2 separate regions of the Homo sapiens genome follow, and region 2 is linked to region 1. The links are chromatin loops, found by intact Hi-C in ENCODE. Cell type or tissue: breast epithelium. All regions are shown on one strand. Each heading gives the region's core, and the rest is flanking DNA. Links, peaks and the distances in the headings are about the cores only.

The links. A loop is a pair of places that touch in the nucleus more often than their neighbours do. Peaks named below come from ENCODE experiments on the same cell type or tissue, not always from the same donor. Only the 100,000 strongest peaks of a DNase experiment are listed, where the experiment ranks them.
Region 2: a loop joins it to region 1, with 5 times the contacts of the local background. A loop is called at or near these places in 1 of 110 quality-filtered maps.

What each region holds. Positions count from the first base shown.
Region 1 is chr2:240,322,838-240,328,202 of GRCh38, forward strand. No RefSeq gene overlaps it. Among named protein-coding and RNA genes, the nearest start is that of GPC1, 110 kb to the right of the region's middle. RefSeq lists an enhancer at 2,443-3,342. In breast epithelium, for the core only: no CTCF peak of the experiment used is centred there; a DNase peak (open chromatin) is centred at 2,988; H3K27me3 peaks cover 1,242 bases.
Region 2 is chr2:240,209,849-240,215,213 of GRCh38, forward strand. LOC107985836 (a long non-coding RNA gene) reads right to left here. Exons shown (of 3, transcript XR_001739238.1): 3 at 1,554-1,771. Among named protein-coding and RNA genes, the nearest start is that of OTOS, 72 kb to the left of the region's middle. In breast epithelium, for the core only: no CTCF peak of the experiment used is centred there; no DNase peak of the experiment used is centred there.

The DNA of each region.
Region 1 (5,365 bases), core at 123-5,122:
CACCGGGGAAGCTCAGACATGGCAAGGTGGCCAAGCAGGCTGGAGGCAGGAGGGAGCCGAGGGCCCGGAGCGCGAGGATGGACGGACAGCCCAGCTCCCTGTGCAGCAGCGCCCGACGCCCCCACAAAGATCCACGTGCTCAGAGTGAAGAAAGAGAAGTTACAGTCTAACATTCTGGGCTGAGCCACGTTGCCCGTCAAGGATGGGGAAAATAAAGGCGTGCCAGGACTGCCCAGGTGCCTTCCAAAACGTTACACATGCACCTGCTGCGGTGAAACAAGAGGACTCCGGGAGACGAAATGACGGGGCATCCAATAAGCCCCAAGTCGGCCCGCCCCTCCCTACCGGAGGGCAGTGGAGGCCCCGCCGGGAGTCCAGGCTCCGCCACCGCCATCAGACCCGACGTGCCGAGGAGGGACTTGGGCTGGAAGGGGCGGCTGAGAGCGCTGGGCTGCAGGGGCATCTGGAAGAGCGCTGCGGCCTGGGAGAGAGCAAACCGTGCCCGGCACAAGGAGAAACACAGAGTGGACGTTCCAGGCAAAACAGAAAGCTGTGCACTTCCCGGTTCTTCTGGGACTAATAAGGACTGAATCCCCAGAAATAACCGTTTAATTTATTTCCAAATTTAGAAATACATAAACATACTAATTAAAAGGACTTAGTTTTGGTCACAGAACAGCACGTAACCATTTTCTGCCTTGAAGAAGTGAGAGTGAATCCGGAAAGGAATGAGGAGGTGGAGGAAAAGGAGTCTGGGAGAACCACTGTCAGCGAGAGCCAGTCACTGCCCAAAGCGAAGGCAGCAGAAATAACGCAGACGTGCCTCTTAGAGGACTGACATTCACGGAAATCTTTGCTCATTTTTAGCGTTTCAGTAAAAACCTGGGAGGAAGAAACCAGGCTGCAAAGGCTGACAGAGGAAAGGTTGATATGATCACTCTGCAAGGAGGGGAAGGGGCCGGGATGGGACAAGGTTGGCTGAATCCTCCCCTGCCGCTGTGCCTGGGCGGTGATCCCGGCTTGGGTGTTTCTGTGCGGGAGGCCTGTGGGGATGCTTTGGAGAATGGCCTTTGCGAGGGAATTCGGGAAGCAGAGGGCAGAGGAGACGCTCACCTGCAATGCCGTTGCAGCCCCAGCCTCGGCCGACCCTGGGAGCTGGGAAGCTGGAATTGCCCTCAGAGGGGTCTCCAACTGGGGCAAGGGGCCAGGCCTTCAGACCACCGCATAGATTAGCCATTGGCTGGAGCGTTCCCAGGCGGAGGCATACACTCGGGAAGGGCAAAAGGCGTCCCAAGACAGCCTGGCTGTGAGCCATCAGCAGCGACTCCCAGCCCCTCGGCCCTTCGGGGCCCCAGGCCGGGCACCACACCATCCATCACAGTCCCCACATCCCTCAAACAGCAGTGGGGCCCGGGTGCCAGCAGCTCCTCCATGCCCTGGCGGGTCTCTTTACCCGGGAAACTCACAGCAGAGGGTTCAGTGGGACCAGCTGCAGATTCCCACTCCAGATCCCTCCACCCTTGGACAGCAGCTCCGTGAGAGAGGCGGCTCCCGGGGGGAATTAGAGGCTGCCCTCGTCATGCCGTTCATGCACTGACACTCCCACCGTGCCAGGACATGCCCCATGCTCTCTCCTTTCCGCCTTCTGCCTCCTCCAGGCCCTGCCAGTGTGGGGCTTTCTCCCCGGCCTGCTGGCCTCTTAGCTCAGAAGCCAGATGTGACCTGGTGGCAGCTACCCATGAAGTTGAATGAGACCTGTGCTGTGTCTCCCACGGAAGCACGACCCCTCCAGAGCCAGGACTTTACAATCTAAAAAGCTCAGAGTCGTGGGGAGAAGATATACCCGTCACCAAACCAATGCTGTGGATGGGGATAAGAGGAGCCTCTCCTACCTCCACCCCTTGGCTCCATGGGTCGCCCACGGGGCACAGCATTGCTCGAGGCGCTGGTTCAGAGTGCTCTCTGCGTCCAGGCGGGCTGCCAGAAACCTTCAGTGAGCTGGTCTGCGACACTCAGGCCCTCCACCGGCACATGGGACAGCAGCACCCACGCTGCTGCAGCCTGGTAGAGATGTATCTGGGAGAAGCGTTCACCAGCTGATGGGTGTTAGCGGGGATGCGTGACTCTCCTGCACTGTTCTATGGGGGATGGAGCCGAGGAATGACCTTCTCTAGGGAAAGGCTCCTTCTGGCCCAGGAACAGAGGTCCCCTTGGGGCTCTGCTGGCCCCTTTGCGGATGTCAGCACGTTGTGTCTTAAGGCGCTCATGTCTGCTGTCCACCTGCTTCGCGTGGCAGGTGTGTCTTAATCAAGTTTGAAAGGTCTGTAGATGCTATCTTCAGGTCTAGACTAAGCTGCTCTTCAGACGGCTCTCAGTTGACATATCGGTCCCTCCCTGGTTGGCATTAGCCTGTCATCAGGCACGCCTCCCTCCCATCGAGCCTGACCCCCAATCCCATCGTCACAAGGGCGGGCTCCCTGACTCTGGATGGGGGCTGAATCACCTGCTTCCCCGCTCCCTCCCCAGCACTCCGGCAGCATCCTGACTCTGACAGTGACACTGCCTTTGTCATGACCCCTCAAAGGCAGCCATGCCCTGGGTCCCCTCTGGTGAGAATAAATTGCAACCCCGGCCCAGCTTCACTGTGCACGCAGGCAGGTGACCCAGCCACGCTCTGCACCCACGTGCTCTGTGAGGAAGCTCACCAAGGATCCAAACCCTGGAATTTGAGAGGCAGGGCTTGCATGGATGAGGATGCACAGAGATCACGGGTTCCATGGCTGTCTGCCCATCTCTTTCCACACCCAGACCGGCTCCAACTGACAGAGCTCAGTGGATTCAGCAAGGCCCTCTCTGCACCTGAGTGGCTGAACTTCCTCAGGTGGGAGGAAATGAACCGCTCTTCATTTCCAAAAACACTGCACGGCATGGCCAGCGTGCACTGAGAGTGGTGTCCACCCACAACAGTCCTTGGCACAAGGCCACCTTGGCACCTGGCCAATTCGCCAGCCCTGACCACGTGGCCCCTGTGAAGTCAGGGGGTGCCCCGCCACTGTCCTGCCTCTCTGGTTTCAGAGACAGCAGTCCTGGTACTTTCTAAAGTAGTTCAGGTGTCCACACCTCCAGAGGCAGCTGATTTCCCTGGAAATCTTTGCTTATTTTTAGAGAGTTTCAGTAAAACCCAGGGTGAAGAAAGACACTGACAAGGCCCACAGTGAATGGCCGTCTGGCCTCTCCAGGGTCCTCTGTCATTCTGCATGCAGAGCTCCTGGCCCCAGGTCAAGAGATGAAGCCCCTTCAGGTCCACTGATGGGAGCTGTGAGAGGCCACTGCAGCCAAAGTGAAGACAACGTACAGAAGAGAATCAGCCTCTCGGGGGATTCTGGAGCAAGGGGAGCCTGTTGCATCCTCACATCTTCCCTTTTTGATGTCTCTCTTAAAAATATAACATTTCTGCTTTTAATGCATAAGATGAAAGCAAAGGTTTGGGTATACATTAAACACTTTTAAAGCCAGCAATGTGATTCAGAACAGTAAGGGAGCAGGGAGAAGGCTGGTACTTAACAGCATCATTAGCTAGGAATGTGGCTGAAGGGGAAGGAAACACTAATTGGCTTCCTGGGAGCCTCGTCCCTGAGAACAGCCCCTGTGCCATGGAAGTTTCTATCCACGTGACCGAGTAAAGGCAGAGAAAACCACGCTGGGGCATTTTTCAATTTTGCCTTGTTATTTCAAAGTAATGGCAGCCTGGGCAACATGGTGACACCTCATCCTTATGAATTTTTGGTTTTAATTTTCAAAAAATTAGCCAGGCATGGTGGTGTGCCCCTGGAGTGCCAGATGCTCAGGAAGCTGAGGCAGGAGGATTGCTTGAGCCTGGGAGGATGAGGCTGCAGTGAGCTATGTGCACAGTGCCACTGTGCTCGAGCTGCACTCCAGCCTGGGTGACAGAGCAAGACCCTGTCTCTAAATAAATAAATAAGCAAATATGTACATGCATGAAAGTAATGGCTATTGCCTTTTTATCATTTGGAAAGATCTCATATTCTTTCACAAAGAAAAACAGAAAATTTAAATAAGCCAAAAGGACAATATTTGCCCTCCAGCAAATCTACTTATCCATTAACTGTCCTTGTCAGCACCCTGACCTGGGATCATGGATGACACTGTCTGAAGGAGGATCAGCGCTGAAATGCTGCCCAGCGCTCAGCCCCATTTCAGGTGCTGCCAGACTGGCCTTTGGTGGAGCCCCCGCCGTGGGAACCAAGCATGTGTAGTAATCACTCCCCGCAGCACTGGCAAAGTTCTTCAGCCAGGCTGACATTAAAGTACGCAATTCTAACCTAAACGATCACTTTTCTCATTTTAACACGTTCTTACTGCATTACAACATCTTCCCCAGTCTTCAGAAAAGTGTTGACATTTTACTCCGCATGTCTGTATCAGTCCCGCAGGTCTGCTGTAACAAATTACCACGAACTGTGTGGCTTCTGCCACATTGTAAAGGCGGGAAGTTCAAAATCAAGGCATCAGTAGGGCCACGCTCCCTCCAAAGGCTCGAGAGAAGACTCTTTCCTTTCGTCTTTCAGCTTCTGGTGAATCTGGCATTTCTGGGCTTGACTTGTGGCTGTGCTGTGCTGTGAATATTGCTGTCCCTCCAGAATTCCTAGGTTGGAACCTCATCCCCATTGTGTTGGTATTAAGAGGTGGGGCCCTTGGGAGGAGATTGGTTCCACCCTCATGAATGGGATTAGTGCCCTTATTAAAAAGGCCTCGCAGAGCTTCTACCTCCTCCAGCACGTGAGGACTCCACTCCCTGAGCCAGGACTGTGACACCCTCTTTAGGACTCTGCAGTTCCTGGCATCTTTAAGCTTCTGGGCGCCACTGGACCCCACGCTCACTCGCTCACACACCCCTCGCCACTCTGCTCGCCTTTGGCAGGCCTGGGATCCAGGCCAGTAGCACGAGCTGAGCACAGCCTTCCAGGCTGAGTGGGCCCAGCGGGCCTGAGCAAAACTCAGGCAAAGGCACCACTGGCCACAGAGGTTTCCAGCTGGTGAAGCGACACCCCAAGGATCCCATAACAATAGGATTTAGGGCCTACCCCAAAATCCAGTTGCAAACTTACATCTGCAAAACCTTAACTTACATCTGCAAATACCCTATTTCTAAATAAGTTCACATTCGCAGGTCCTGGGGATTAGGACTTCAACATATCTTTTTGGGGGACACCATTCAACCCATGACCCTGGGTGTCTGAGCAAACATCCCTGCACAAAGAACATTGCAGACAGCTGGAGCCTTTCCCTCGTGGATGCAGAGGCACCCCGTCTGTCCAAAGCTGCTTTCACAGGAGAAATCCTG
Region 2 (5,365 bases), core at 262-5,261, 110 kb before region 1:
GGAAGGTGCTTCCCTTCTCTTCCCGAGCCTCACCTGCCAGAGTGCATGTCTCCCTTTGCGGGCCATGAAGGTGAGCGCTACCTACCTGTCCTCACAGGTGTGTCTTCCCCTCCATAGCACTTCTCACAGCTGCAGCAAGAGAGACAGTGATCAACAAATACCTTTTCAAATAAATATACGAAGAGTTTTGATAAATATACACCTGCTGTATCTGGAGAAAACACATCCGAAAACCTGCTCCTGAGGTGCTGTGCCCACAGTCTAAGCTTCCACCAGGACCCTCTGGGGCAGCTCTCCCCTGACCTTCTGGGGGGTTCTGCTGCTCCCACTTGTCCCCATGTCTATGCAGATTCTACCTTCCAGGCCCCCAGGCCTTGAGCAGACCTCCAAGTGGCCACAGCCCCGCCACCCCGCCCCTACTCAGTGCCTAGTGCAGCCTGTTTTAGCTCACCGACTGACTGGGCAAACCCTGCCCGTGTGTGTCTGTGCTCGGCAAAACCCGAGCTGACCCCGCGAGGGGCCTTGTGCCCCCATCCAACCACCCCTTCATGGCACCCAAACCTCTTCTGGTGCTGCTGCCCAGGATCCCGTCACAGCCCTCACTGCAGCCCCGCCCCAGCCCCGTTCTCTATGGAGGGCAGGGCTGGTGCACTGAGGTTCCCCTTTCCCTGCACTATGGGCCAGCCTGAGTCTCTGGATCCCAGGGCTGAGGGCAGAAGGCACAGGGGTGTGGGATACTAGGCAGGTACTAAGTGGGGCAGGGGATGACTGTACCTCTCGGTCTGTGCCCACTGACAGGCCTGATCTCCCAGGGACCTTTGTTGGCCGCAGCAGAAGACAGCTGTGTCCAGCATGCACCGGCTCACCTGGGGAGCCAGCCACGCCCCCAGATGGGGCCCCGTGGAACCCTATTGCCTGCTGAGGGGACCCTCAGCCCTCGTGGCAATGGCACAGAGCACAGGGGTGGGGGCAGTCTGCAGCGACCTTCTGAGGAAGAACAGACAGGTGAGGAAGCCGTGACTCTCGAGGCCTTGGCCCCAAGCAAAGTAGAAGGAAACTTCTGGCTGAAAAGGAAGGTTTATGCACGTGCCTGATGTTCAGTCTACACAGCGTCCCTGGGTGGAGATTGGAAACCCTTGCTGAATGCAGTGTGTGGCCCCACCCCTTGCAGGAATCTGCATTTCATGGACAGAGGGGTCCCCCCTTGAATTTCCAGTCTTAGCCAGTATTTTCTTCTCCATATCCTTGCATTGACCTTGGCATGACTTCTCGAAACTTTGTGTGAAGTGTCATTCTGCTTTTTCTCCTTGGCACAGGTGGGGCCAATAGCAGCAGCCCCTCCCATACGTTTGCAATGAGTGGGGGTGTGGGGTGGTTGGCTGGAGCAAGGGGCCAGCGACTCCTGGAACACTGAGTTGGCCTTTCCTCCCAGGTTCAAGGACGGCTCCACTACTACGCAGTGAGGGTCACTGGCCACAGGGGAGGAGGGCACAGTCAGGCGTGGTACCCAGGCCACAGAGGTGCCCTCGTCCTGGTTCTCCACCAAAGAGTTCAGGCCCCACTACAAAGCAGTGACTGTTCTGAAGATGAGAGACGAAGGGTTCCAAAGAGATGCAGAGAGGGGTGAGACCATGGTCCTGTGGGCCCAAGAATGCAGGGGACTCTGTCCTTAAAACTCCAGCAGGGGGTGTGGTGTGGGTCTCGCCTCTGCAGTGGTCTTCCCCACTGCCTGTTTTTCACCTTCTTTCCTGACTCAGGACCAGGCAAAGCCCTGGGGAGAGGAGAAAGGGGAGGAGCTGGTGCCTGTGCCCGGCTGTCAGGACACGAGAAGGGGCAGCAAGCAGGGCACCTGGCCCCAGCTCTGAGCAAGTTGTCCCCCCGCAAGCTGCCCAGGGGTGACGTGCACCTCCAGACAGGCTGACAGCTGTACTTGCACCTCCGGATAGGCTGACGGCCCTATGCCCTAGGTTCCAGAGTGTGGCAGAGATGGCTGGGTTGATTTTCCTGGAAGCGTTTCTGCTGACCCTGCTGAAATGGACAGGTGGAGTATGTTCAGCAGGCAGCCGCCCACCTCCCTCCCCAGGGCAGTAAGGCCAGGGCTGGGGAGGAGAGTCTTCCAGAAAGTCACGCGCGGCTGCACCCAGCCCAGGATGTGGCTGTGCCCTGCCGGGGGGGCTTCTCTGCAGGGCCCAGTTGGCTCTCCAGGGACCTTAGGTTCTGGAAAACAAGAGGGTCTCATGGGGTTCTGGAAAACAAGAGGTGGCTGGTGTGGATGGGGATGTCCTCCTGAGGCCCCACAGGAATAGCCCCCGGGTCACAGTGGGAAAAAGTAAGTCCCTCCCAAAGTGGCCACCCCAGGCAGCCTGGCCTGCCTCCTGGAGTGCCTTGGGTCAGGGGTCAACAAGCTGCTGCATCCCGAGAGCCAAACCTGGGCCCCCGTTTCTTGAGTATCTGCTTGAATGACCCTCCCCTTCCCTGCTCATCCCTGGGCCCAGGAGAAGCTTCATCATAGGCGGTTAAACTGCACCTGTGCTCGGTACTGAGCCACTCTCCAAGCCACACCTGCCTGGCCAGGGCCTGGAGCCTCAGCCAGCAGCCTCAGGCCCCAGTGTCAGGACCTCCCTTGGTCCTGCAGGGAGGCTGGGCCTTTCCTGGGGTGGGCCGCCCCTGAGGCGGGGGCTCCCATCCACCACAACCTGCACTTGGAAGCTCCAGAGGGGCAGCCACAGGGAAGCCGTGGGGTCTCTGCCCTTGGCTCCTGGACGATTCCGGATCTCCAGGCCAATGTGTCCAGCACGGCAGCCTCCCCACCCAGCCCCATGCCCTCGAGAGAATGACCTCGGATAAGCAGCGTTTCTCAGGGAAACCCCCAGGACACCCCCTGCTCTCCGAAGTTCTAGTCTTTCCCTTCACTCAGAGTAATGGATGTGTGTTTTCCTTAACAATTCCATTATTAAAAGAAGTTGTTCAGGGATCTCGCCCCAGAACAAAGCAAGCCCTCAGTGGGCCGTAGGGTAGCCTGCTGTCTCCCCCGGACAGGTGCACCGGAGCTCAGGGTGGACAAGGCTGGCTTGGTCACCAGGCCCAGGGGAGACGGTCAGCACCCTCTTAGCCGCACAGGAGGGGGGTAGGGAGAACGCTCCAACCTTACTCCCAGTCAACTGGAATCACCTGGCATGATTTCAGCTCACAGATTTAAAAAAACTGCCTGTGAGAATATTGTCCCTGTGTGAGGGGAGGGTCTTGCTATTCCTGGACCCAGTGTGTCCAAGGGAGGGAGAGTTGGGCCTCTGTCCCCCTGGGGTCCCCAGCTGCTAGGCAGCTGCACCTGGGATCCTGCCCACCAGGGAGTAGGAGGCTGCTCCCAGCTCTGTCTCCAGATCTGGGTCTAGTGCTGTGTCCGAGCCCTCTGCTCCCATAAGCCAAGGCCTATGGGGACTGGCCTAGGGTGAAGGAGCCTTAGTCCTTGAAATACCAGACCTCATTTTGAAACATGTGAAGGAGCTGCAGCAGAGAGCACTGGCTTGCGTCCCGGGAGGCGGCTGTACGTGGCCAGCATGCCTCACAGGAGGTAATGGCTGGTGTCACTGGCGTGGCTTAATGACAGAAGTCTGAGGTTTTACAGGACAAAAGGAATTGGGGTTCGTGCATCCAGATGTTTCCCCAACACATGCAGGGACTGTCAAGACCAGGAAGGGGGGACACAGAGAGCAGCAAAGGGGTCACTGGGAGTGGTAAAGGGGCCACTGGGGGTGGTTCTTCAGCCAGGCCCAGCCCCTCCAAGCCCCCCCAGCCCCTCTGAGCCTCTCCGGGGGGATCCTGGGGGCTCCTCTCCAGGCCACTGGATTTCCCAGCACCTGGCCCCATGGAGCCCGGGGCATGGTAAACCCGCTACACAGACCTGCCTGCAGCAGGGGCACCTGGGCTGCCTGCTTCTGACCTTGATGTGATTTGTTTCGATCAGCTGGTTGTTCACCATGCTGAGTCTGACTGAGCAGTCGGGAGGGCACAGAATTCCGCTTGGATAGTGATCAAGACGTAGCACAGGGCGCTCACTGTGTAAAAATGAATGCACCCCTCACAGGCTGCTTGCTGTGTAGACAGGAATACACCGCTCACGTGGGCGTTCACCAGTGCTGTGAGAGAGCAGGCAAGCACAGGATCCCGGGCCAGGCCACACGACCAGCTCCTTGAACGAACAGCCACTTCCCAGTCTTTCAACAGATAAGAACCCAGACATGACCTCTGGGGTACTGACCAGGGTATCCCTCAGAGCGGCCTGGCGCGGGCCTGCCATGCACGGAGGTGCTGTCTGCCTCTCATTAGCATTCAGTGAGTCCAGCTCCTGCTCTCCTCATCAGCATTCCAGCCATGCTGGCCAGCTCGGCCTGAGAGCAGGAGCCTGCCTGGAGATGTCCCCTCTCACCCAGCCTGAAGGCACTGCCTGCCCTTGCCTCGGGACACAGCCGCAGCTGGCTCCCATCTGCAGGGATGCTGGTGACCACCTAAAAGGAAGAGGCTGAGGCATAAAATGTAGCTGAAAGATTGACTTGAGCTGAGGTGAGGGCAGCTGCCTGGAAGACTCGGACTGAAGCAGCTTGGATAGGAGCCCTATTCGGCCTTTATTACAGGCAGGTTTTTAAAGACGAAAAAGGGGGACAGAGAGTTGTTTGTTGGGAATTCCCATTGGCTTACGGAAACCACATTGGTGAGTGATTGGCTATCCACTGTTCAGCTACAGGGCATGAGTTACAGCGTCCAGTGTGGCATTACTAGGTTACTTTACAGCTGCTGCAGCGGTCACAAGCAGCTTCAAGAGGTGGACACACAGCTCAAAGCGGGAGAGGATGTGACTGCTGTCTCATCTTAACGTCTTTCTGGGACTGACAGTGTCAAAAGACTACATTCCTTGGATAAAAGCTTTTTTCCTTTTCTCACTAGGCAGAGAGAGGCTGGCTGACCCCTGGCTGTGGCCTCCTGACTAGATACAGATGCGGAGCCCATGGTGGATCTGAGCCGGGACGGGCCTGGAGCTTCAAGCACGTCCTTGGGGAGGAACTCCAGGGTGCCCCCGGATATGAGAGAGGGCACTGCAGGGTCCTCGGAGGCCATGCAGCCCAGATCTGGCCTCACAGTCCACCAGCTGACTCGGGCACCTTCACTGCCTGACAAGATGGCTCCCAGCTTGCTTGCCGCCTCTGGCCGGGTCTCCAAGCACCAAGCTGGGGAAGCCGGGTTGCTGCTGGACTGTGAGCTCGGACAGTTAACCTGAACACGTGTTTCACAGCTGTGGCCCAGGAAACCATGGCCTCTGTCTGGTCTGGTTTGCAGCCGCTTCGGGCCCTGGGTGTGGGCCGGGCGCCCA